Linked DNA regions of Mus musculus: region 1 is linked to region 2. A link is a loop called in an ENCODE intact Hi-C map of the cell type or tissue named here. Cell type or tissue: heart. All regions are shown on one strand.

The links. Peaks named below come from ENCODE experiments on the same cell type or tissue, not always from the same donor. Only the 100,000 strongest peaks of a DNase experiment are listed, where the experiment ranks them.
Region 1: it touches region 2 in a loop (2.5-fold over the local background); 13 of 42 quality-filtered maps call a loop at or near these places.

The regions. Positions count from the first base shown.
Region 1 is chr12:31,506,993-31,509,492 of GRCm38, reverse strand. All of the region lies in intron 1 of Gm40362 (a long non-coding RNA gene), which reads right to left. Among named protein-coding and RNA genes, the nearest start is that of Gm40362, 8.6 kb to the right of the region's middle. In heart, a CTCF peak has its summit at 1,329 (motif pointing left); no DNase peak of the experiment used is centred here.
Region 2 is chr12:31,633,512-31,636,011 of GRCm38, reverse strand. Bcap29 (B cell receptor associated protein 29) reads left to right here and starts at 1,354. Exons shown (of 8, transcript NM_001164090.1): 1 at 1,354-1,407; 2 at 1,632-1,749. The coding sequence starts at 1,658. In heart, no CTCF peak of the experiment used is centred here; a DNase peak (open chromatin) is centred at 1,361; H3K4me3 peaks cover 1,649 bases; H3K27ac peaks cover 1,356 bases.

The DNA.
Region 1 (2,500 bases), 130 kb after region 2:
AAGTTCCACTCCTTTCCTGTGTTAAGTTCATCATTCTGTTCTGAGCCAAATCTGTTAGTGCATGGGCACCTCTCCTCCCGGAAGTCATTTCCCCAGCCAGCCCTCAGGAAATCATAAGATTCTAGGCACACTAGCATCGCTCTGTCCTTTCAGCAGCCACGTCCTTCAACACCTTTGCACTTAGCTCTTCCTCTAACCTAACTTCTTGAAGTTTTTAAGCAAAGACTATGGATTTCTTATTTCCCAGGTCGCATCTTCCCAACAAGACATTCTCTGCCCAGAGCATACATATGCATTCGCCATCCTGTGCCATGGCTGCTCTATGCCACAGTGCTCTACTCTAAGCATGGTCTGTGCTTTACCCTACATGACCTGCTCTAAGCACTTCAGAGCATAGAACCTGTCCGAAATTGTTGTGTGAACAGTGTCAGTTTTACCCCACTAGGAAGCAAGTTACAAAATAGATGTGATACTATAATCCCAAAAAAAGGCAGGTGAGGGCAGGAGAAACATGAGTTTGAGGTCAGCTTAGGGGCTACACAAAGAGATCCTTCCTCAAAGGCAAACCAAAAATAAATGAAAGCAAGTTTCTAGAGGCTGCAAAGCTTAATAGTGGGTAGAGGGTGAAAGCTGGGAACACAAGAAGCAGTTGTTTTCTCCCAAGGGGGAGAGGGTCACCATTTCAGCAATTCTGAGATGCTGTGTTGGAAGGAGGATTGTGGAGAGCATGAGAAAACAGCATTTGAGTAAGCTGGCAAGGTTCTGACTGTGACCGCAGCAGCACAGTCAGAGGGTCTGACTCATGAAGTCTCCCCAGTCACTGTCCTGGGTGCCCGCCTGCTAACTCTGTCATCACAACCTGTCCGTGCATCTGGAGCAGTATCGTACCTAGCCAGAGTTCTATCACAGGGCCTGCAACAGTGTCAGACACACAGCAAACAGTCAGTAAATCCCGAGTAAAGGAGTAATCAGGAAAGACAACGGCTATACAAAAACCACTGGTTTTCAAGAGGGGACTTTTCCAAATCATACCTTATCAGCAAAATAAACATCAAACAAAACCCAAAAAACAAAAACCAAGAAGGTTTCTGCAAAACACAAGCCCAAGGATAACTGTATCCACACAGGGGCCTTGAGTCACAAATCAGAACAAAACTTTACTGTCTTATGCTTTACCGTCTTAGTTTGGGGGGAGAGTACAGAAAACTTATATGTAGATACGAACATTAATTAGTACTACTGCAGTTTTGTTTCCTTATAATTTCCAATTTTTTGACTACAGAATCTTGGGATATTTTATTTACCCATGGGCTGGTGCCACCTAGTGGACATTATCTCCTTAAACAGGTTTGAGTCTAGAAATTTTTTATTTACCTGAGAAAGGAAATGATGGGGACTATGGCTAGTTAAAGTCACTGGTCAATTTCACTTCCTAAAGTCCCCTGCAGACCGAGACGATCATCTCTACTTGAAAGACAAAGAGACTTAAGACAAGGAGACGTTTGGGAAGTTTCCAAGATCAGTCAGAGAGACACTGCAGAGCCAAACTCTCACCACTGTACCCACAGCTCTACAGCAGCAAGTCACCTGTGCAATTAAAGAAGCCAGCATTATGTATCTGTATAAGGGAGGCAAGCAGATGGTGGTGTGCTTTAGTGCCCTGGAGATGAGACTCAAACACCAACAGGTTTCCAAGGAAGCAGTTTGTTTATCTCCACCTACGTGCCTGAATCTAATGCTAATCACCCACTGGAAGTCTTATAATACCATAAAACTGGACGTTGGGGATGGCAAGATGGCTTAGTGGGTAAAGGTTCTTACTTGCCTTTCAGCCCTGGAGACCTGAGTTTGATCCCTAGAAGCCACATTAGAGTGGAAAGAGAACCGACTTACTCTACAAATTGTTCTCTAGCTTCCATACATGACCTGAGGTTCATGCACACATGTAATAATAAATAACTTTTTAAAGCTGGGTGTGAAGATATCAACATTCAGATTTGGGAAAGCCATAAAAGTTCAGTCTTTAACATGAAGATTACACATCAGTACAGCCACCATAAACACACAGCTATGACTGCCTTACCTATACCTTGCTGATGCTGTAGGTGGCTGCTGTGTCATTATATTCTATCCTGACTTCATCAGTATGCATCTCTAACAACTCATGCACCATTACTGCTTAAGAAAAGAATGCAGGCTGGAGTGATGGCTCAGCGGTTAAGAGCACTGGCTGCTCTTCCAGAGGTCCTGAGTTCAATTCCCAGCAACCACGTGGTGGCTCACAACTATCTGTAATGGATCCGATGCCCTCTTCTGGTGTGTCCTTAGACAGCTACAGTGTACTCACATACATAAAGCAAATAAATAAATCTTAAAAAATGAAGAAGAAGAAGAAAAGAAGAAGAAGAAGAAGAAGAAGAAGAAGAAGAAGAAGAAGAAGAAGAAGAAGAAGAAGAAGAAGAAGAAGAAGGCGGCATTTGCCGGGCAGTGGTGGTGCACG
Region 2 (2,500 bases):
TCCCAAGTGCTGGGATTAAAGGCATGCGCCACCATTCCCGGCGCATAGACATTTCTAATAGACACTTAGCAGAAGGACACTACAAACCCAAATGAACATGGGCTGCTCAAAAGTCATGATTAAATTAAGCATCTGAGCAACTGCACAACAGCCTTACAGGGGATTTTTAACCTTTTGAAGTTACATTCTGAGATTTGCAAATATTCACATATGTTGAAAACCTGGAAGTATTTGGAGTTCCCTTTTAGATTCCTAGTTTTGTTAATAAAAGAATGCCAAAGCTTTTTTTAAAGGGCAATACTATTAATTTGGAATTAAAAACAAACAAAACAAAACAAAAAAAAAAGGTAGCCAAGGGGATGGAGAAGAGGAGGAAAAAGACAAAAGTTACATCTTTAGGCATAAAGGGTCCAATAACACTGCCTTGTTCAGAAATGAAGGTCTACCAGTACTTCCGGGAGGGGGCAGGTATTCAGAAATGAGAAAGCCCATTATCAGCAGAAAGCTTGCTTAGGCTTTTGGCCATCCACTAAAGAAAAACAGAGGCAGGTGTTAGGCTTTTCTGAATTAGAACCCAGAAAACCAAGCAAGCTTACTACTGCCACAGGGCAGAAGGAAGCTCCTTCAAGGAGTGCCATCTTGGGATGTGTAAGTGCTGCGTCGTATTAATGGAATAATTATCCCTCCCACCTCTTTAACACATCTCCAAGTGAATCCTTTTTCCTGGATAGTGAACTCCTGGCCAGCTTAATGGAGACAGTATGTAATGTAGTATGTAATGTTATCGGGATGCCAAGTCTCTACTTGGAGCAGGGATATTACAGGAATTGACCAGAAAGCCTAAGGAGAGGCAGTAGTTAGGTTTTTCTTTCTAGTGTTACCAGGGAAACCAGAGGTGGAATGCAAAGTTAACCAAGCATGAGAGCATCCACCCTCAAAGGTTTCTGGGGCCTATCTAGTTACCTAAGGGAATATGGTTAGGTAAAGGAGTAGACCCAGCAGTTCCCACAAGTTGCCTGGTCTTGCCTATGGGCACGGTAGGACCAGGAAAACAGCATGCAAAACACAAAACGCTCCACAGACCCCCCAGGCCTGGGCCATGACTTAAATTCAGTTTAGCTCCGGGCAGGGAGGCAGGTTACCACCCTAGGGCACCTGGCTGGGTCCCACCATAGACCCGGGCCCTGGCTCCCGTCATCCGGCATCAGCCGCATCGGGGATCAGCCCTCCGGGGATACCGAGCCCACGTGGAGGAGCCTCGGCCGCCTCACGCCGCGCACCAGGAAACAAGGGCCGCGGGAGGCGCGGTCGCGCCAGTGTGACCTCAGCCGGGCCCGGCGCGCTCCCGGCGGCGTGGGACGTGCGCGCGCAGGCGGGCGGCGGGGCACGCGGAGCGATCGGCGGCGGGTAAGCCTGACGGGCGGCGGGCGGCCCCGCTGCTGACCTCGCGTCCGGCGGCTCGGGCCGCGGCGTTCTGCGGCCCGAGCCACCTCGGGACCGGGGAAGAACCTGCGGGGCCGTCCGGCGCACTGCCTCGTCACCCGGAGTTAGGCGAACTCCCGGCAGGCCCCACGCCGCGTGTCTGGCCGTTCACCCATGTTTCTCTAAAATTGAAATCTTTCTCTGTATAGGTGTGAAGAAAAAACAAAACAAAACGATGACAATCCAATGGGCGGCGGTTGCCAGCTTTCTTTATGCTGAAATAGGACTCATTTTACTCTTCTGTCTGCCCTTTATTCCTCCACAGAGGTAGGAAACCGTCAGATCCTTAACAGTACCAAATGTTTGATTAGCTTCTTCAGGCTACGGCGTGCGATGCTCTTTGTAAGGTTAGAAAGTTTTGGGAGGGCCGGCGGGGTGGCTCAGTAGGTAAAGGGCCCTTGCAGCCAAGGGAGAGAATTTCAGTTCGATACCCAGAAACCACCTGGTGGAAGGGGAACCGACTCCACAAAGTTGTCTTCTGACCGCCACACTTCCACCCTGGGACGCCCAGAAACACCCATGCACGCACATAAACACATGATGAATACACATGCATACATACAACAAATGGATAATTAAATAAAAGATGGGAGCCAATTATATAAAAGGTAGTCTTTAAAAATGAAACTCAAATTTGCAATCTGGTAACTATTAAAATTCTACTTTATATAAAGCTTGATTCTGTGTACAAATAGATTTTCACCTCCTTTTTAAAAGAACCTAGGTTTTTTTGGGGGGTGGGTGTCTTGATTACAGGTATAATAAAGCCATGGTTATGCCTTGGACATCTTTCCTGTCTATATATCTATATTCTCTCTCTCCTCTCTCCTTCCTCCCCCTTCATCCTCTTCCCCCACCCCCCACCGCCTCTTCATTTCTCTCCTTCCTCTTCCCCCTCTTCCTCTCTCCCTCCCCTTCCCCTAAACTGCCCTGCATTTGAGCAGAGAAATAAAAGGATGGGTGCAAAACTGTTTACTTGGGACAATAAAATGGACTGGCTCAGGGTCCACGCAGTCTT